Regions from separate parts of the Homo sapiens genome. Here region 2 is linked to region 1. Evidence: read pairs that join two places in POLR2A ChIA-PET (ENCODE). Cell type or tissue: endothelial cell of umbilical vein. All regions are shown on one strand.

The links. ChIA-PET counts read pairs that join two places held together with the same protein. Peaks named below come from ENCODE experiments on the same cell type or tissue, not always from the same donor. Only the 100,000 strongest peaks of a DNase experiment are listed, where the experiment ranks them.
Region 2: POLR2A ChIA-PET joins it to region 1 with 7 read pairs; 2 of 35 experiments call an interaction of 5 or more read pairs at or near these places.

What each region holds. Positions count from the first base shown.
Region 1 is chr1:67,017,306-67,022,305 of GRCh38, reverse strand. It overlaps SLC35D1 (solute carrier family 35 member D1), which reads left to right. Exons shown (of 12, transcript NM_015139.3): 9 at 704-771; 10 at 1,859-1,937. Among named protein-coding and RNA genes, the nearest start is that of SLC35D1, 34 kb to the left of the region's middle. RefSeq lists an enhancer at 964-1,762. In endothelial cell of umbilical vein, no CTCF peak of the experiment used is centred here; DNase peaks (open chromatin) are centred at 1,805 and 2,365; H3K27ac peaks cover 1,147 bases.
Region 2 is chr1:67,188,637-67,193,636 of GRCh38, reverse strand. The region is part of intron 4 of IL23R (interleukin 23 receptor); the gene reads right to left. Among named protein-coding and RNA genes, the nearest start is that of IL23R, 25 kb to the right of the region's middle. In endothelial cell of umbilical vein, no CTCF peak of the experiment used is centred here; no DNase peak of the experiment used is centred here; H3K27me3 peaks cover 418 bases.

The DNA of each region.
Region 1 (5,000 bases):
CAGAGATAAAAAGGTGGAATGTTTGTCACATTTGCTTATCAAACTCCTATTGCAAAAACAACTAGGTACTTGAGAATCCATTCCTCTTGGACAAGAGATGAGATGATCAGTGTACCCTTTCATTTCTCTTTATTCCTTTCCTTTTGGCTTAACACAGACAACAACAACAACACAAAATACCTTGTTTTTAGAATGAACCGTTTTAAAACAGTAATTCTCCTTGAATAGACCTCAGCTGAATTTGTATAACTAAGGCTGTATTTAAGCTTTCACATGTTACAGAAAGGAAACATGTTTTAATGTTTGAGAAAGCCTTTAGTACTAGCACATTAATAGCCATCTGAAAGAACTGAGATTAGCCAAATGTGGCTTGTGCCTTCAAGGAAATACCAGTTTCTTTGCACCAATAGTGAGAAGTATAAAATCCCCACGTTACATTTTGGATGGGAGAAAATCTTATGAAACTACTTACTAGTTCAACTCTGTATACATGAAATCTTTGAACATCACTCTCTATCCTTGGAGTAATTCAGGGAAACATATACCTGTGTGTGTGTGTGTGTGTGTGTGTGTGTGTGTGTCTGTGTCTGTGTCTGTGTCTGTGTCTGTGTTGGAGGCAGACTCGTAGAAGGATTTACATTAAAACGGGATAGCTGATTTTGAAGGCCTGGTCTAAAATTTAATGCTTTCTTGTGTGTTGCAGGCTGTGGAGTTTGAAGGCTGGGCTGACACCCTCTTTCTTCTGCAGTTCACCCTCTCCTGTGTGATGGGGTAAGCCTTTGTTACCTTGTTAGCAGATAGTTTTCCTAAAGAAATAGGTTAGAGAAATTTGCATGCCTCTTTTCTCAATATCTTTAGGTCTCCTGAGTGTGTCAGCCTAGGATAATTAAGCCTCCAGATTCAGGTGGTTTCATAGCTCTTGGGAATGTGCTCTTAGGGCTACTGAATTGATACCTTAGAAGGATGAAGAAAAGAAAAAATTTACCTGATAACCTGCTGTTTAGTAAGCACCATTATATTTCAACATGCATTATATAGTTTTATCTCTATACTGACCATTTGACAGATAGAACTTTAGTAAATTGTCTAAATTTGCGCACTTTGTAGGTGGCAGTGGCAGCATTTGAATTTGGGGCAGTTTGACCCCTCTTTACCATGTTTTCTTCCTCATAGGAGAGAATATGTAGAGGTTAAGAGGATACCTGCAAACGTGCCTCTTATCCTCATGTCCATATTTCTCTAATGTGTTTTTTTTCCTCAGCCAGTCAGTTTAGTTGCTATTTGTGACTGGATCTGGCACACAGTGAGCAGGTGCTTCAAAATAAAGTTGACCTGATGCCTTGGTACTTAAGCTGAGAAGCCTCAGTGTAAATCAGAGAGTTCCAACTGCTGCCACTTAGTTGTTAAGTGAACCTGTATCCCCTCTTAAAGTAGTTTTAATTTGGTTTTCTTCAATATTTAAGGATCTCTCTTGTCTTCGTCTGGCCCAGAGGACATGTTGTCCTTATGGAAGGTGCACAACTGCATTTTAGGGTCTGTGAGCTCTGAGCTTTCTGTCTGGCTGGCTTAGGTGTATTAGTAGGAAGCATGATCTATAAAAATAGTCATGATTGTAAGAGATGGTTCAGGGTTTTGATGAGGGCAGCAAAGAAAAACTCTTGGTAAGGAGATGAATGTGTTTCTATTTAGTGAAATTTTAAAAATTCTGAAGCTGCAGTATAAGAAGCAGTGAGGTGGGGAAAATTCATAGCTGGTCAGTGACTAGAATGTGCTGGCTTGGCCAACACTGATTGTTTATCTTGGCTAGAGATTAGTATAAAGTGAGAAACTGGATTTTATACCTCTTTCTTCATTCTAGGTTTATCTTAATGTACGCCACAGTACTCTGCACGCAGTATAATTCTGCTCTTACAACTACAATAGTTGGCTGTATTAAGGTAAGTAGAAAAATACTGTTAGCTTTTGGTACCTGCATTATTTGAAAATTGTTCCTTTAAGATAAGAGTCTGTTGATGGCCTTAAGACCCAAATCGTTATTTCCTCACATACTGTCTTAGTTTGACAAATTGTGGTGATAGTTTCTGAAATATTCTTTAAGAATGCAGGGAGGGCATAGTCTCTACTTGGAGGCAGCTTAGCTCTGAAGAGCATGGGAAAAGGAAAATGTATTATCTGAATAGAGGAAGGAATAGAATTAGGTCTATTTCTGACAGGGCAGATTAATAGCTTGGTAGTGATAAGCCTGTCCCTTTAACCCCTAATGAGAACTGCTGTGTTCTCTGCCTCACTGAGGTCTGGCTGTTTTGTAGGGAAAGTATGCTGGCCAGAAGCTAATTGGGGGGGTTTTCCTATGCCTGAGCCAAACCTTAAATGGCTCACTTTTGAAAGCTGTGTCTGACATTTCCAATGATCTCATTTCCTCCTGATCCATTTTATTTGAGGCAGACTAATTTGTCTTCAGCCAGGAGAGCCAAGTTGACTTGAATATTGAGCTAAAGTTGGTGGCTTGAAGCCTGAGGCCTCTTTCATCTGACTTTGTGATTCTAGTGCTTTATGATTCAAGAGGCCACAGCTTGTCTGAATTCCAAATGAATTAGCCAAGTGGGCCTGCTTCCTTAAAAAGGCAAAACCCAGAGAGGTAGGTCCTTAACGTTTGGGGAAAAGAGGGCCATTACCCTTGTGACTTCCTTTCTGATGCCCCATTACTCAGTAGTGAGGGAAGAGATTTCAGAGGTCAAGTTTTTACTGCTCTGCTGTTTATCTTTGTAGTCTCAATAGAGTGGTGCCCACCTGATCTCAGTTTAGAGACTAGATTGGGTTAAAATCCAGAAAGTCTGTGGTTTCAAATCATGAAATTGAACTGTTTGCTGTGAATAGAATTCCAAATTAAGCTGTAACAGGTCAATTTGTGTGAATTCCTTTAGAAAGCTAGAGACAATCTATATGCCAGGGATTGGGCTGGCTGAGACAGTTTTAGGCCCCTCCCCCAAATTAGCTCTAGGTATGTTTTGGTTTTGTAAAGTGAATGCCTCAAGGGCAAAGTGGATGGCTTTCGTCTTCAGCATAAGAGTAGCGAGAATGTGAGAAATAGGCCATGTTTTTAGTTAAGGAGACGGATGATGCCGGAAAGCCTATGTTTAATTTTAATAAGTAAACCTATTTGCCTGGGATTTCTTAGTGTACTTTATCATTATCAACATGGGATACAAATAAAGTCATTCTTGCTTATATAAGGTTTATACTTTCCTTTTGATATATGTTTCTCCTCACAGTAGTCCAAGAACTCCATGGATTTACTCATTCCAGGGTGATTAATTTTACTTACAAACTCCACAGGGAGGCAAAAACTGAATTGTCTGATTAGTTCACTACTGTTCTTGCTTCATACTGGTGCAGGGTATCACTGTTGAAGGATGGCTTGCACATGCAGACAGATGGGAATCTGCTGATACCCTTGCAGGGTCGAAGTCTCACAGGATACAGTGCAGCTTCTGTCATTAGCATCCCAGTTATAACCCATTTAGCTCAGCCATTCCTCCTACAAGAGGCTTTAAGCTTCCTTCTGTGCTTGAGAATCCCCTGCAAATCCTTCGGTCAGCATTCCTTTTTCTCTTCAGCATGGTGGGAAAATCACTTAGGATAACTCATTGAAAGTAGAAATTCCAAGGCCTACCCAGATAGACTCAGTCAGAATCTCTAGAGTAAAGCTTAGAAATGTTTATGTTTAACAGGGTTTCCAGGCAATTGTCGGGTATACTAAAGTTTGAGAATTGCAGTCTTAGTTTTGAGCTATCATGACTCTTCTGTGCTTCTTGATAATTTCTTTTTTGAAGACGTTGGTGTCTTTTCTTGATAGCCAGCCTTGCTTAGGATACCCTAATATATACCTACAGGTTTTCCAACTTCTGATTTTGAGCAGCATGGGTTGGATTCTCTGTCACCTTCATTTCTGAAGTTCCTTGGGCAACTTACATAAATTAATCCACCTCCCTGGATCCCTGTATTCAAATGACGTCCTGTTATACACTTTCCTAAGTTGCCTGCTAGCCTTGTTGTTACATGATACTTAATTTTATTTTTTCCCTTCAAATAATAGGAAAATCCTTTCTAAGGCAACCTCCTGTCTTCATCCTTAGGCCTAGAAGAGGCTGACATAATTTTGAAGGTTCTCTCAAAGGGCGTTTTATTAGAAAAATAATTTTGAAGTTTCTTTTTGGCCTTTTTCAATGTATCAATTTACTTTGTGTCTCATAGGCCTAATCTAGAGGCCTGTGAGAAATAAGTCAGATAAATATATTTTGGGGTAAAATATTTTAATTTCCTTCAGTCCTCACTTTAAAACTTCATAAAGTTTTATATATTAAAAGCCATTTGGGCCAGAGGTCATCAGAGATAGACAAAGAAGTGAAAAAACAAATCTAGATAAGCAGAAAAGAGTAAATTTAAATGTATTGCCCCATATCTTTTTTAGTCATAGTCCTAAGAATGGATTAAACATTTGTGTCCCATTTTAGAAGGTGGCATTGTAGGTACACTAGGCCTCTGTGTATGATGAAGGGAAACAGATCTTTAATAAGAGATGTTTTTGTGGAAACAGAAGAAAAAACCAAGGTTAATGTCTGGAGTAGTGTATAGAGTTTTTTAGAGTCCTTGAGGTATCTTCAGATTGCAGTGGCAATCTGACAGATTTTACTGGATTATAGTTCAAATCAGCATTGAAGTGAACTTTCTGAGTATTCTATACATCAGTAGGCATGAAGGCTGTTTGTATTTAACTTCTGATTTTTCCTGAAGTTTACGTTGTCTAGTTTCAGTTTGTAGGGCTTTAAGAAAAGCACAGTTTCAACTTTCAGTGGCTTAAAGTCAAAAATGGAAGAAAAATTTGAAAATGTTAGTTTGGAAACTTGTAGCCAGGAAAGAATTCAGGTTTTAGTCTAAATATTAGAGAAGTAATAACAACAATAACAATTAATGAGGCTAGAATCTAATTTAAACAGATG
Region 2 (5,000 bases), 170 kb before region 1:
CTATTTCTTTTTTTCATGGGCTAATACATGACAGATGATTTGTGAAGGGAGTTAGTATAATTCATATTTTTCTGATGTTCCCTGAGCACCTAGATATAGTTGTAATTTATAGATTTTCAAAAAACATTGCAGATTTATGTTGATAATGGTAAATAGTGTCTTTCATTCATTTAATCACTCATTCAATAAATATTTATTTAACACTGACTATATTCCAAGTATATTTTTAGATATTGGGGCTACAATGAACAAAACAGATAAAGTCCCAACTGTCATGAAGCACACATTTTGGTGGAAACAAATAAATATAGAATCTGATCTATGTATGGTGAGAAATGTTCAGAAGAAAACTAAAGCGGAGTAAAAAGGTTAGGCAGTTCTGAGAGTAGGGGTGGGTTTTAAGGTTTTTGTTTTTTAGAGAGATGAGGAAAGTCTTATCTGAGAGGGTGACATTAGGGCAATAAGGAAACCCTGTGGCTCTCTGGAGGAAGAGCATTCTAGGTAACATGCAAAGGCCCTGAGGCAGGACCTTGCTTGGCCTGTTCAAAGAGCAGCAAGGAGGTCAGTGAGGTTTTACTAGGAAAGGGATTAAAGACAAAATCAGAGAGTTTTGGAAGAGGGGAAAGTTTAGAAGACTTGCAAGGTCACATAGAGTCCTTGAGGGACTCTGGCTTTGATCTCTGAATGAAATGGGAGGTTCATGAGCAGAAGGGTGACATGGCCTGAGGTGCATGTGAAAAGGATTACTGTGAAAACTCATGAATAAGGGACTCTGGAGGAAGCGAGTGGACCAGTTAGAAGTTCTTATACTCCCAAGTGAGAGATGATCTGGCTTGGATTGCAGTGTAGGTGGTGAGGTCATTTTAAAAGATAGAGCCGGAAGGTTTTGCTGATCAATTAGATGAAGGCCATAATAGAGAGGAATCCAGGAGAATCTACCTGATTTTGACCTGAATAATGCAAAGGATACAGTTGCCATTTACTGAAATGGAAAATGCAAGTCTTGGGAGAGGAAACTGGGTGTTTGGTTTTGAAAATGTTAACTTCAAGATACCTTGAATGACAGGTTAGAAACATGGCAGCTGTATTTGGTGGAGATATTTAGACACAGATATACATTGAGGAATTTTAAACCACAAATTTGAAGGCTATCCTTTAGGTAATGACTGTAAATAGAGATAATAAAAGGTCCTAGGTGTGAAAGTTGCACATACCAGGATGAAATCACTTTTGTCAGACCCAGACAAAATAGGGCAAGAAAGGCCTGAAGGAGAAGAGGCCCATGCTTACATGTCTGAGATAAGAACTGTTCCCAAGGACTTTCTAAAAACCTTTCAGTCATCCCCTGCTTTGATAAGGTTTATCACTAGACATCCTTTAGGACTGCAGTAATCCAGATAAGATGTTTTTGGAAGACCGCTTACCCAGTAATACATCTCCACTTATTAATTGACAATCACTCTGGCTTTGAGCCTCTGGAACTAATGAACTCTGTTCCTAAATAGCTCACATATATTCCTTTTTGGTAATAAAAGCTTCCCTTTATCCTTTCCCTCACCAAATGCACTGCTGGCTTGCCATGTCATGCATTCTGTATTATACTCCTTATTTATATTCTCAAGTAAACCCAACAAATTTGAAGATAATCTTCCCTAGTGTCTTTTTTTAGGCTGACAAAATATAGAGCTCTGGGTCACTATGAATTTATCTGAAATGAAGATGAATCAGCAAAAGAGACTGAGATAAAGTTTCCAGGAAGGTGGGAGGAGCAGCAAAAGGGAGTCCTGTCCTGGAAGCCAAATGGAGGAAGTGAAGAGCTACATTAAATGCTCGGATAGTAAATGTTTCATAAGTAAGATAAAGACTGAGAATAAGCCATTCAATCTGGCAATGGGGAAATCATCAGTGACTTTGACAGGAGCTGTTTCAGTGGAGTGGTGAGGACATAAAACATGACTAAACTAGATAAAAGAGAAGAGAGAAAATAGAGACAGACAGTGCAGACAACTCTTTTGATTTTTTTTCATAAAAAGAAACAGAGAAATTGGGTGGTAGAGGTCAGGAACAAAGGGAGGGTTATATTTTTCAAAAGGGCAAAGGCTACAGCATGCTTAAAAGCCAATGGGAATGATCCAGTAAAGACAGAGACAATGACAATGCAGAAGGAAGAGAGGAAAGTTTTGGAGCAGTGTCCTCCAGTAGGCAGGCAGGATAAGATCTAGTACCCAAGTGGAGAGTTGACCTTAGGGCAATGGTAATTCATCCATAGCAATAGCAGGAAAGATCAACTATATGGGTACAGATGTCAATGCATTAGTCAATGAGGGAGGCTGTGGTATTTCTCATTGCTTCTGTTTTCTCAGGAAAGTAGGAAGCAGGTCTTCAATAGAGAGTGAGGAAGGGAAGATACTAGAGAGGAGAGATGACAGAAAAAGTAATGAAGCAATGACCTGGCTTAGCAAGACAGTGACTTGGCTAGTGAAATGTAGTAGGATTACTGTGTGGCTCTCCGGGCCCAGTTGAGGTTAGTGGTCATGAATATAAAGCAGTATCAGTCAGCAAGGTTCTGTTTGTCTCCAGCCACAATTAGCTCTCTGGGCTCATAATCAGTGAGGAAATGGATTCTAAAATATAAACTACATTTTGAGTCCTAAAGGAATTACTGAAACCTAACGTAGCCTTAAAAATAGTATTTGGAATCACACCTAAGAACTCTTTCTGGTTATTAAAAATATGCATGTAGAGAAGCTGTGGCAAAAACAAACAGGCCTTATGAATTAGCAGAGTAGGCCGCTGAATTTAAGGGCTCTAACATGATACTGCATCTGAAAACATTTGCCTTATTGGTCTTCTACGGTGCGTGAAAATCCCAACATTGATGTTATTCTAAACTGTTTATGAGCTTGTCATGCACAGAGATGATCTCTTTTTTTTAAATATCTACAGTTTAATACAATTCCAGGAAACCATCAAATGCTAAATAAATATTTGCTAAGATGACTTGAATGGAACAGAATGCAGGGCTATCATTCATGCATTTTTATTCAACAAATATTTATGGAGTAGAATACACTGAGCCAGACATTACCAGTGTTTCCAAGATAAATAAAAAATATATTTACATGAAATTGCTGAAGATAGTGGGACTACAGTAGGGAGATGGTTATTAGCACTGGTTTTGTTTTTTTTTTGGTTTTTTTTTTTCCCTATCATTACCCTTTGAAACAGCAAAATACAGGAGGTAAAAGAAGGTATGTGAACAGCCAGGAGGCTCTGTCTGGTGAGGCCACCGCAAAGGAGCTGGGAAGAAAGAAAGCTCTTGAAGCAAAACAGACAAAATTCTACTTTACAACTTCACCCCAACATGAGGAGGCCTGTGATGGCACCTATGTTGCCATAGGGGAAACACTGCCTTTCTGCAACTGGAGAAATGAGTAGGTGGTCTCAGGTAAAAAGCTTCTCTCTACATGTGATTTTACTGGAAAACTGAACCACATGAGTTAGAAGTGAAACCTTGCACATGCTGATCTCTGCCTAGTTACCAATGTGGAAAATACCCTAATAACTGAACGTTTAGAAGAGCTCCTTTAAACATAATACTACCTCGACCACAACATTCATTATAAGTCAGCTTTCTCCTTGAGGGAAAGATTTTTTCTGGTAGTTAGGGAAATTGACTTGCTCTTTTCTTTCTTTTTTTTTGAGACAGGGTCTGGCTAAGTCGCCCAGGCTGGAGTACAGTGGCTCACTGCAACCTCTGCCTCCTGGGTTCAAGCCATCTTCCCAAGTAGCTTGGACTCCAGGCACCCGCCAACACGCCTGGCTAGTTTTTGTATTTTTTGTAGAAATTTTTATATTTTTTGTATTTTTCGCCATGTTGCCCAGGTTGGTCTCAAACTCCTGAGCTCAAGCAATCCACCTGCCTCAGCCTCCCAAAGTGCTGGGATTACAGGCATGAGCCACTGCGCCCAGCCCTCTTCTCTAATTTTTTTCAACTCATTAGTTTGTTTGTAACTAATCATTAGATAAATAGGTGTTTGTTTCCTTTTCTGACCTGTCTATATTTATAAGTTAGTCCTTTGACTTTTCTAGAGGAGAACATTCACTTTTATTCTAACCTTTTATATCTTTTATGTCCTGTTTAGAATGTAATAAAATCCCATTAATCTGGCCTCCATCAATTCAGAACTTGGTTAGGTTTATCAGAGTTTGGTTATAGTTTATTGTTGGATTTTAAGAAAGAAGATGGGAAAAATAATTTATAAAATATATATGACCTTATATTATTACTTAACTAGACAGTGAAGGGGAGATTCAGGAAATGTCTATTTCTAGTTATCAACTAGAATAATTACTCAACAAATATTTATTGAGCATTTACTATGTGTCAGGCCCCATTCTAGATTCAATCAACATAGCAATGAAAAAATCAAACAAAAATTCTTGCCCACATTAAGCCTACATTCTAGTTTGAATGAATAAATGTACTATTGACATACAAAAAATAAGTCTTTCTATTAGAGCACATGCAACATCTCTTTCTAGATTTTTCCAAAATTATTGTATTACTTAAAAATATATGAATAAAATTATCTATAATATCCTATAAATAATAATTTTTATGGCTTTACATTAATATTTCCCTCAATCAAATCGGTCAGGTTTCCCTTAGGCCATAATATTATAATATCCTTTGCTATAGTCTGAATATTAGTGTACCCTCAAAATTTACATGTTGAAACTTAAACCCCAATGTAATAGTATTAAGAGGTGGGGCCTTTAGAAAGTGGTTAAGTCATGAGGGCTTTTCCCTCATGAATCAATTTAGTGCCCCTATAAAAGAGGTTGAAGGGAGCTGCCTGGCCCCTTCTACTATGTGAGAACATATAGAAGTCACCATCTATGAAGAACAGACCTTCAAAATCTGTTGACACTTGATCTGGGACTTCCTAGCCTCCAGAACTGTGAGCAACGAATTTCTGTTTTTTACAAATTACGCA